Regions from separate parts of the Homo sapiens genome. Here region 1 is linked to region 2. A link is a loop called in an ENCODE intact Hi-C map of the cell type or tissue named here. Cell type or tissue: breast epithelium. All regions are shown on one strand. Each heading gives the region's core, and the rest is flanking DNA. Links, peaks and the distances in the headings are about the cores only. Region 1 overlaps ZNF438 (zinc finger protein 438). Region 2 holds the start of LOC124902405 (a long non-coding RNA gene).

Region 1 (5,378 bases), core at 91-5,090, 52 kb before region 2:
TATATATATATATATATATATATATACACACACACACCCCCACACACCCACACGTAATATATTACATATATATTTGTTTAATTGCATGTACATAATTTGTGTGACATGAGAAGTTTGCTGGGCACATGCTATTTATTAATTAAATGCAGATTGATTTATTTAACAAACCATTGATGGCTAGCTATAAATTATGATACCTTTGAATTTCCAACTTATAAACACATACACACGTATTATATGCATTTCTGTATAAAATTCAGATAAGACATCACCAACAGAGTTGTGAGGCTTAAATTAAGGAAAATATGCTGTACTAACATACTGTCCCCAAACAAAGTTCATATGGTAGAAGCAGGTTTAATGATCACCAAGGTAATTCATACGAGGAACTATCAGATGCTATGAAGAATCCAAAGGTAAATCATACAGAGCCTGAGCTTTTAGGCTCTAAAATCCTGTTGGAACAGCATATGTGCATGTCCTTAATTAGAATAAAGCATGACTAATGCTGTACTAGAAGTGAGTATGACATACTTTGAAAATCAGAATGAAAGGACAGTTGGCTAAGCCAGAGATTTTGAGGCTGGTCAGGAAACAAAATGGAGGAGATGACATTTGTTCAGGATATTAACATATATGTACAAGTCAAGCAAGTGGAATTTAAGCCAGGGGTTTAAAGCTAGGAAGAGCTGGCAGCATTATTAATGGAGAAAACAAATTTGAAATTCTGGTTTCTTCTATTTAAATGTTATCTAATTTCAGATAAAGAGATTTAACATTGTACTGTCACTCTAACGATAAGTTATACTATATTACAGATTTTTCTATTATAAACTAGTGTCACCGTTATTCCTTTCTGTGTGAGAATATAATTTATAGAATTTTGAGATGTTCATGAGACTTATTTTGTTACAATTTTCTATATCATTCTTTCAGGATTTAGGGATAGAATTTAGTTTTCCATAACCTCCTTTTTTTGTCTGTTATTTTCAAATGATGAGCTAAACTGTGTTTTTCAAAAAAGAGGCATGAAAACAACATAATAAGGCCAACTATTTAGATTTGGTGAAAGAAAGACAAAGTCACCACACTGATTAAAAATGCAAGTGAATTTATTTACTTCCCATATAAGAAAACTCATACAGGTGAGCAGTATCACCAAATGATTCTCTGACAGGGACAATGTATGTGTCTTATGTGCTAAGAAGTAGTTCACTGTGATTATGCCAATTGACCATTGAAGTTTGTATCTTGGGTAGTCAGAATGAATTTTAAGTTCCTACACAGTTGGTTAATGCAAGTCTCATTGTTCATTGGTCAGGAAGGAATCTTCATTTAAGTCAAGTGAGAGTCTGTTTTACTGGAGTCAATTCTTTTTTTTTTTTTTTTTTGAGACAGAGTCTCACTCTGTCACCCAGGCTGGAGTGCAGTGGTGCGATCTTGGCTCACTGCAAGCTCCGCCTCCCAGGTTCATGCCATTCTCCTGCCTCAGCCTCCCAAGTAGCTGGGACTACAGGTGCCTGCCCCCACCCCCGGCTAATTTTTTGTATTTTTAGTCAAGACGGGGTTTCACCATGTTAGCCAGGTTGGTCTCAATCTCCTGACCTCGTGATCTGTCCGCCTCGGCCTCCCAAAGTGCTGGGATTACAGGTGTCAGCCACTGCGCCTGACCTCTTTTTTTTTTTTTTTTTTTTTTTTTTTTTTTTTTTTTTTTTGAGACAGAGTCTTGTTCTGTCACCCAGGCTAGAGTGCAGTGGTGCAATCTCGGCTCACTGCAATCTCCACCTCCCGGGTTCAAGTGATTCTTCTGCCTCAGCCTCCCGAATAGCTGGGACTACAGGAGCGCACCACCACACGTGGCTAATTTTTGTATTTTTAGTAGAGAGGGGATTTTACCATGTTGGCCAGACTGATCTTGAATTTAACCCCCTGGCTTAAATTCCACTTGCTTGACTTGTACCTTGTAATCCGCCCACCTCAGCCTCCCAAGGTGCTGGGATTACAGGCCTGAGCCACCGTGCCTGGCCGAGTCTCTCAATTCTTAGTCACTTGTCAGCCTTACAGTTAAGTTTGCCATTTCCTAGACAAGTCTTCTGCAAGTAGAAAAGTTTTCTTATACAGTTCTTCTACCACTTTTCTCAACTCTGTCATAACATTTGTGTTATTTAAAGGTAGTTTTCAAATTGTGAGTGTTATTTCTATTTCATAAAAGTAAGAAGTCGGGGTGGAGAGAGCAAATGGTTTGACGCAGACACACAGGCGGCCCCCTCTGGACCCACTGCAGTTAGCTGGACATGTGCTGTACAGCTACTACTAATTTCCCAAATCTTTACATGATTTGACTGCACAACCACAGCCATTACTGTCTATCATGTGAATTCATATTTGAATCTTTTTTAAAAACCCCTAGATTTTCTGATTCAATAAAAAATGGTTATGATACTGTCTAAAAAATGTATTCTATGTCTTGCAGACATAAAAGTGTATACTTACAGCTTACAGACCTAACATTTTGGTATTTGTGAATAAGAATATTAGAACTCAAGTAAGGCATACTTAGGGAGGAGCTAGTTAATACTCATATCATTCTTAAAGTTTGAGGAAAAGACCTTACTTATTTTGGACTTAGTATCAATTAGGTCTTTTATAAAGTTCTTGATGAATTTTCTATCTTTAGTAGGATTTAAAGCGTCCTGGCATGTAGTAGGCTCTCAAAATGCATATTAAATTATGTATAAAATGCTTTAAACTCTCAAACAGTTTTTATAAATCAATCACACCTGTTGCTGTGAAAATATTGTCATCTTTTTTTTTAATGAAACACCAAAGTGGATGGAATTCTAAGGCCAATGAAAGCAAATGTTCATTTAACAAGTATTTATTGCCTTTGAAGAGACAATGAGCAAAAGAAGCAAAGGGGGGAAAATAAAACCAAACTAAGCTCCTCTCTTGCAGCTGTTGTAATTAATAACACTGGGCTGCCTATCCAAGCAGGGGTTTCCTTTTATGGGGATTTAACCTGAAAGTGGTTTATTCTTGTTATCTAATCGTAGTTTCACTCTTTCGAACATGGTATGAAAGCTATTTTCTTAAGCTCTCTATTTTTTTCTTTTCCTCCTTGGCCATATCTCCCCTTTCCTCTCCATCTGGTGAAGGAACACTGATCTGGACAGCTGAGCTCTGGTCATTGTTACATGCTTCTTTTTAGGCTCTGTGATCTTGGCCAAATAAGTAAACCTCAGTCCCTTCATCTTTCCAATGGAGATAGTAATTCTCATCCTGTAACAGTCAAATGCAGTAGGTATGGTTGATTCTCATTATTTGTAGTGTTTATATTCTAGAAGGCTATTAGGAACACTGAATTAGCAAATACTGAGCCATTTGTTCCTAGGCGATATTCAAGGATAGGTTCTTGTGAGCCTCTAGTCACAACATTTTTGTCAACAGCTGATACATGACCTTGTTATAAGTGTATTTCTGTTAAAAGATACTTTATTTAATAGACAGGGTTAATTTTTTAACATTGAACTCAGAGACACAGCACTATAACTCATGCCCCAACAAAGCTTCTCTAATACAAGTGTTTTCTCCGTAGAGCACATCCCAGTTCTCTTGTGTTAGGAGCACTAGACAGCACCCAGCACTATGCTGGAGACCGTAAGTAAACAGTAAAATCACCAAGAAAAAGAAGCACAAAAAATGCAAAAAAAAAAAAGTGACAGTTTTTGAAATGTAAAAAGGATGCGTGTTTACAGTATGAGAGCTGAAAGAAGAAGGCAGGACATCACCTTGTTCTGCCTAACCTGGGAATTTGCGTGTCAAGTGGCTCAAACTTTTTTTTTCTCCACACATGTCCATGAATGACCGTGAAAGCACCACAAGTATTGATTTTGGGGTTAAAAATAAATTTTAGCAAGTAGGCAAATTCACAAATACAGAATCTACAAATAATGAGAATCAACTGTATATGAATACACCTTGTAAAAACTTTGAAAGCACAGTAGAAGCCTCAGGATAATTTACAGAATAAAAGCTATTTTTTATGACGTTTTTCTCAGATAAAATGACTTTGTGCATTATAAATTTCAAGTTAATAAAGTAACATATTATTTGAAGGTGACCATAAATTCTTAGTTCAGTAAAGCTACAAAGAAAACTACTATTGCAAGATCTGTGACTCTCCAGCCCTCACATTGAACACACAGTAGCAAGGAGTACCACTGTAATTTGATGCTTTGCATTTAGTGCTTAACATTGCTTTATGACCTCACTATTGGGGGAAAATATCATTCCCTATGTATTACCAAAATATTATGTTTCCAAATATGTGATATTCATATGGAAACATTTTGATCTTAACAAGTGGTGTAAATGCTGTTCTTGGACTTTTGGTACCATTTTATGCTGCAGAGCAAGTACAGATTGACATTTGCAAGCTGGTTTTGGTTAACTACTTAATGTTGGAAATTGGAACTTTCTGATGTAATAACTTCTACAAAATACCATTGTGCATTATTAGTATGTTATACTGTTGACAGAAGAACAAATGGAAAACACACACATGCCTGTAGAAATATCCTTTTAGAATAAATGGAAATGACCTGGGTGGCCTAAAACCATAAAGTAGACCAGCCATATATGGAAGTTGAAATAAAATATTAGAGTTTAAAATATTAGTAAATTTAGATTATGAGTATTTTTGTTGTTTAAAATAGCTGTATTTCTTTCTTTCCTCTTTCTTTTCTTTTCTTTTTTGTTTTGTTTTTGAGACGGAGTTTAGCTCTTGTTGTCCAGGCTGGAGTGCAATGGTGTGATCTTGGCTCACTGCAACCTCCGCCTCCCTGGTTCAAGCGATTCTCCTGCCTCAGCCTCCCAAGTACCTGGGATCACAGGCACGCACCACCACACCTGGCTAATTTTTTGTATTTTTAGTAGAAACAGGGTTTCACCGTGTTAGCCAGGCTGGTCTCAAACTCCTGACCTCAGGTGATCTGCCTGCCTTGGCCTCCCAAAGTGCTGGGATTACAGGCGTGAGCCACTGTGGCCGGCCGAAATAGCTGTATTTCTGTTGCCTGAAAAACAGGCTGGTAATCGGATAATTTACTTGGGTATGTATCATTGTCAGTGTGGCCGTTTGGCAGCAGAGTCTCTCAGAAATTCCAATTAACCATGTAAATATATTTCATAGCATCACATCTCACTTTGTCAGAACCCCTGCTGCCTTTATATCATTAACATAAATGCAGGTGCAAATAGCATTTATGTACTTTGATAGAAAGCAGTTGGAGACATTTCACTGTGGGACACAACACTTCCAGATTGTGTACATCTGTTCAAATAATGTATCCAGCCCCAGTGACATGAACACAAGGATGGAA
Region 2 (5,378 bases), core at 164-5,163:
TTCTGTTGAAACACGCACCGCTCTAGCTTCTGCATTAGGCCTGCTCCTCTGGAGGGAGACAGAACTCCTCCTGAGGAAGCCTGTGCTGCCACTGGGCAGGGACAGGGGAAAGAGCTCAGGGGATAGAACTGAAATAACCCGCGCCACCTCGAAGCTCAGCCATGGATTGCAGAGGGCGGGAGTGGCTCCTTCCCTCCCAGCCGACGCCTCTGACTCCCTCCTCTCTCCTCACCTGCTCCCCTCTCTCCTGGCCCCCTCTCTGAATCCCTCTTCCTCCTTCCCCTGTGGCTACCCATCTCTTCTCTTCTCTCCCTCAATCTTCTTTAGAGAATTTCTGACACGGAAAGTTGCTGGGGGTGACACCTCTCATGCACACTCCATTTCCTCATCTCAAAAGAAAGCCCTTGGACTAGATGATTTCTAAATTCCTCCCCAATTCCATCACCCAGCCCCTGCTGGAGCCCCGCCCCATCACTGGCCCCTAGCTCGAAAATTATGTTTTACAAGTGCTGTCCCCCAATAATTCTAGATTCGCAGTAAATCCCTAGTCCCCCTAAAATATCTAGAAAAGTTTCTTCAGCTTTTTGTTAGGAAAACTTTACTGCCATAGGCACACAATTTACTTGCTTGTCATTTTTCTTTCCTGGCTAGGCAAGAGCCAAGGAGGTAGCACTTTTCTTCTGCTTCACTCCTAGGTACCCACGTCACTCGTAACACTCCCAGAAAGTACCCAAGTCACTGGTAGCACTGAACACAAAGCCACCAATGCACAGAGGAACCTTATCTTGACTGGGGTCGCCTTATCTCTGGCCACACACTAAATGCTGTGTTGTGATCTTGCTTCTGAACTTGCCTGAACTTGAGAGACTCAAAAGGAAGCTATTTCTTTAATCTGTCACAAGCAAAAGGCATTTCACTCCGGTCGTTCTTTAGTGACATTGCTGTCGAAGGTCTCTTAGGAGAGAGACTTCCAACAGGAGTTAAGAAGCCACACTAGCAAGGTTAGTTCCAGGCCTTTTGCTTTGAAAGTGTCATGGGCTGGGCATGGTGGCTCACATCTGTAAACCCAGTGCTTTAGGAGGCTGAGACATGGGAGGATCACTTGAGCCCAGGAGTTCGAGACCAGCCTGGGCAATATAATGAGACCCCCATCTCTACAAAAAATTTTAAAAACTAGCCAGATGTAGTGGTGCACACCCATAGTCTCTGCTACTCAGGAGGCTGAGGTGGGGAAATCACTTGAGACCAGGAGTTCGAGGCTGCAGTGAGCTGTGATCACGCCACGGCACTACAGCCTAGGCAACAGAGTGAAATGCTGTCTCTATAAAAATAAAAAATAGAAATAAAGAAGATTCCCCAGGAGGAAGCAGATGCTAACATGGGATTCCTTCTGAAATTCTCCAGGAGCTAGTGAATGATAAACACAGCTATAGCAAGGAGTTGTTAGAGGGAGGGCTTTATCAGTCACACACGTTATCGGATTGAACATTTCTACTCTGGCCTGTTAGAGTCTGTTCCTAAAAAATACCTCAAAATATATTAAGAGAGGAATGTCTCTGAATAAAAAGTTCAATCCAAAATTGCATTTAATCAAACGCAGTCACTTTCGAGGCTGGAGGTTGAAGGCATACCCAGAGAAGGGGGAAATGGGAAAAGTGAACTCAGTTGGCAGGAACAAACCATGACTAAATCCATCTCATTTCAGTAAAAACAGGCATGAGAGCGAAAGCAAGTTTTAAAACCGAATTTTCCCAGCATGACTCAGGGATTGTCTTTCTTATGCCAGTTTTCAATTTGTTTTTACAGATGGAGGAATGGGGGCTCACAGCCTTATCTAATCTCCAAATGAAGAATGGGCCCATCTGACATATCCTATGAGCACAAAGCTTAGGGGACTCTTCACCGAAACCTAGACAAATATTTGAATGCATTTTTTTTTTTTTTTTTTGGAAAGGGAGATAACGTCCAATGGGTCTGTTTTATAATGCATTTGTGTAAGGGGAACGGGAGGAAATGAGATTTAAAAATAAAACTGTTTACTTCAGAGGCTTGGGTTATAAAAGCATAGGTTTCTCTTTCAGGACTCTCTGAAGTTGGAAAGTATGAATTACATATACTCATTAAAATGTTTTATGTTAAATTCAAAGAGTAAAATTAGAAGCCATGTTAATGATTCAACCATGCAACAACTGGTCAACAGATGTTGGAACCTTATGGTTAAAAGATTACATGGTTTGAGCTGACAATTTACTGTATGTGTCCCTGGCAGAGACGAGGTATAACAAACATATTATCAGACACAGAAAGTATGCAGCCCCAGAAAGAGGGGACGTGCAAATCGGACTGCCTTCGATGCTTTCAAAGCAGCACATTTTCCCCCTAAACTGATATTGCAGAGAGCTGGGGTTTTTTTTCTTTCCTTAAGAATGAAGAGTTAATCTTATCTAAATTCACAGAGCCAGAAACCTGTCATATTAAATCCCAGGGAAGCCCAACATTCTTTCCAACTTGCTTGCTTGAAATGTAGTTGAGTTTTCCAGTGATCTGCTGGCTAACTAGCGTCATGCAAAATGGAGCCGTTCCTTACGGCTTTGCAGGTCTCTGGGATTCCAAGCTGGGGACTTCTCTCATTTTGGGGAAAAAGCCTGGGACCATGAAGGGAGGAAACTGGAGAGAAAGGCCAGGATGGACTCTGGGCGGCTGGGCAGAGACTGTGTGCAGGTTCGTACAGCTCCGGGCGGTTACAGTTCTGGTCCCCGGCAATGCCAAGCACCCTGTGGAAAAGTGGCCCAGGCTTCAAGCTTCAGAATCGGACTCCTACCCCTTAAAGCTGCAAGCTAGCAGAAAAAAAGAGAGCTGCAAGGGAGCTGTGAAGGGGAAGGGGTCTCCTCCGGAGGGAGAGACGACTGGGATAGCCTGTTTGGGACTGAGTGTGGGGAAATGTGACAAATTCAGCCTTTTCATCGTGCGCCCTGAGCCGAGCAGAAGCGGGGCGGTAGGAGATGATTCCGCTTGCTCCGAGTTTCCAAGCTCCTTGCTCCTTTCCAAATTGCTTGCGGCAATGTAATTCTTTCCTTCGGGGACAGGCAGAGCTCCACTGTTTTTCTGGTTTCCAGGGTGTGCCCATGAGTTACCCAGAGTGGGTGGAGCGGTGGGGCCACTCTGGAATAGCCTTGCGGCAGACGCGGCTGACTGCCCTCGAACAGAACTGGCGGATCCCAAGAAACCAACCACGCGGCAAGATTTGGGGAGCCCACAGCTTCTACTCAGACACCCCTGCAGAGTGTTTGCTCATTGCTAAAAACGTGCAGGCGTCGTAGGGAGTGTCCCCAGAGGCCATTGCCTAGCTTGCCTGCAAGCCCTTAGTGAGCACCTGCCCTGTGCGAGGTTCCGAGCTCCACTCACGCAGGTCCTGCCCTCAGGAGCTCACTGTATTGCAGAGACACAAGAGGACACCAGGGTGGCTGTCTGTTCTGTGCTGGGGGAGGCCAAGGGACTCCTCACCTGCCCATCTCTCAGGAGTTTCCAACCTTTCCCCGCCAGTCCAGTCTGTGACTGGCAAGTTACCAACTGCCCCTCTTCCTTGAAAACAGCCACCTTCCTAGGTGGGTCCTGGGTCTCTGAGCTTTCCTGAGATCTAGAGAGAGGAGGAAAAAGTGTCTCTGTCACAGCTGGGGCTTCCCTAGCTGACCCTCCTCCCCCGCCACCTCTGGAGCTGAGGTTAGCAAAGCCGTGCCTACATCAGCTGAGCTGGGGAGTTTGCCGGATGAGCAGGCCTGGTGGGGCAGTGACGTTTGAACATGTCAGGTGGACAGTTGTATGTCAGGAGGTGAGAGGAGAGGGGTTGGCTGGAGAGAGCAGGTTGGATTCACCAGCACTTGGAGCACCCAGAGGGAAGGGGACCCGCCAGAGAGGGCGAGGCCAGAGGAGGCCAGACGAGCCCGAGGGCAGTGAGGTCAGCCCCTCCACCCGCCAGCCTGCAGGGATGCCTCTGGGTCAAGGCTGCATGAGCAGGGTCCTGCTTGGCCACTTATCAGCCCCTACAGCCTTAGAAGCCAAGCCCCAGCCCACTTCCTCCTGTCGACAGCACTGGCTCCAGGCCAGTAGCTGTAGTCATGGCCTGTTGACCAAGGGCTACACGGGCCAGTGGCAGGAAGCTGCTGGTAACTCAATGAACAGACACGAGAGCTTGCAGAGTGGACTCCACAGCCTGCCTTGATTTCAGGTCCAAAGGACAGGTCCAAAACTGCACAGTACTGCAGTTCTGCACAAAATGGGTCCCTCTGCACCGTGGTTGGGTTGACTTTGAGGAGTGAGTTGAACCAGCTTCCCTCCAATACCCCAGTACCATGCATGGGGTTCCCTGGCAGCTCACGGGACAGAGCTTTGGACTGGTTCTCTCTCCAGCATCTAACCCTAGGATGAAGGTTGAAGAAGGGATTTCTCAACTCCTGAGCTCCCTTCTCCCTCTCTCCTGGCCCTCTCCCCAGTGGGGGGGCTCGGGGATCACAGACACATGCCTCAGTCTCGTTTTTTGAGGGCCATGGTCACATACCTAAAACCCAGCCACCTGGAGAGTCCTCTAGATGTTTAGATTCCCATGTTATTCTAGAGGAAACTTTGTTTGTTTGTTTGATTTTTGAGACAGAGTCTTGCTCTGTTGCCCAGGCTAGAGTGTAATGGCGCAATCTTGGCTCACTGCAACCTCCGCCTCCCGGGTTCAAGCAATTCTCTGCCTCAGTTTTCCAAGTAGCAGGGATTACAGGCACCCGCCACCATGTCCAGCTAATATTTTTGTATTTTTTAGTAGAGACGGGGTTTCACCATCTGGGCCAGGCTGGTCTTAAACTCCTGAACTCGTGATCCACCCACCTTGGCCTCCCAAAGTGCTGGGATTATAGGCATGAGCCACCGTGCCCGGCCTCTAGAGGAGACTTTTTGGTAACCTCAATCCATAAATCCATACTGAAAAATATTTGGCTGAAAATCCACACGTCTGGTGTTTTTTTTGTTTTTGTTTTGTTTTGTTTTGTTTTGTTTTCTGAGCATATGACCAGAAAGGATACAGGTCTTAAACCTTCTCCCCAAGGAGGCAGTGTAGTGAGTTAAAGACTTGAAACCCCAGCTCTACACCTTGCTGGCTGTGTGACCTTGGGTATGATTTAGCCTCTCTGTAAAATGGGAGTAGTAACAGTCCCTGGCTCACAGGGTGAAAGGAGTTAATACGTCAAGTTCTTAGAATAGTGCCTGACACATAATGAGCCCTCACCAAGTCCCAGGGACTATTATTACTCTCTGCAGGAGAGTGATAAATGTACACAGCCCTCTCGCCTAAACCAGATTGGAGCCATAGTCAGAAAATAGAACGTTTTACATTA

Evidence for each region. Hi-C counts contacts between places; a loop is a spot of excess contacts. Peaks named below come from ENCODE experiments on the same cell type or tissue, not always from the same donor. Only the 100,000 strongest peaks of a DNase experiment are listed, where the experiment ranks them.
Region 1: a loop joins it to region 2, with 15 times the contacts of the local background. A loop is called at or near these places in 3 of 110 quality-filtered maps.

The regions. Positions count from the first base shown.
Region 1 is chr10:30,868,763-30,874,140 of GRCh38, reverse strand. The region is part of intron 5 of ZNF438 (zinc finger protein 438); the gene reads left to right. Among named protein-coding and RNA genes, the nearest start is that of LINC02644, 150 kb to the right of the region's middle. In breast epithelium, for the core only: no CTCF peak of the experiment used is centred there; no DNase peak of the experiment used is centred there.
Region 2 is chr10:30,816,873-30,822,250 of GRCh38, reverse strand. LOC124902405 (a long non-coding RNA gene) reads left to right here and starts at 938. Exons shown (of 2, transcript XR_007062104.1): 1 at 938-1,001; 2 at 1,807-2,046. RefSeq lists enhancers at 4,149-4,198, 3,594-4,515. In breast epithelium, for the core only: no CTCF peak of the experiment used is centred there; no DNase peak of the experiment used is centred there; H3K27ac peaks cover 2,967 bases; H3K27me3 peaks cover 295 bases.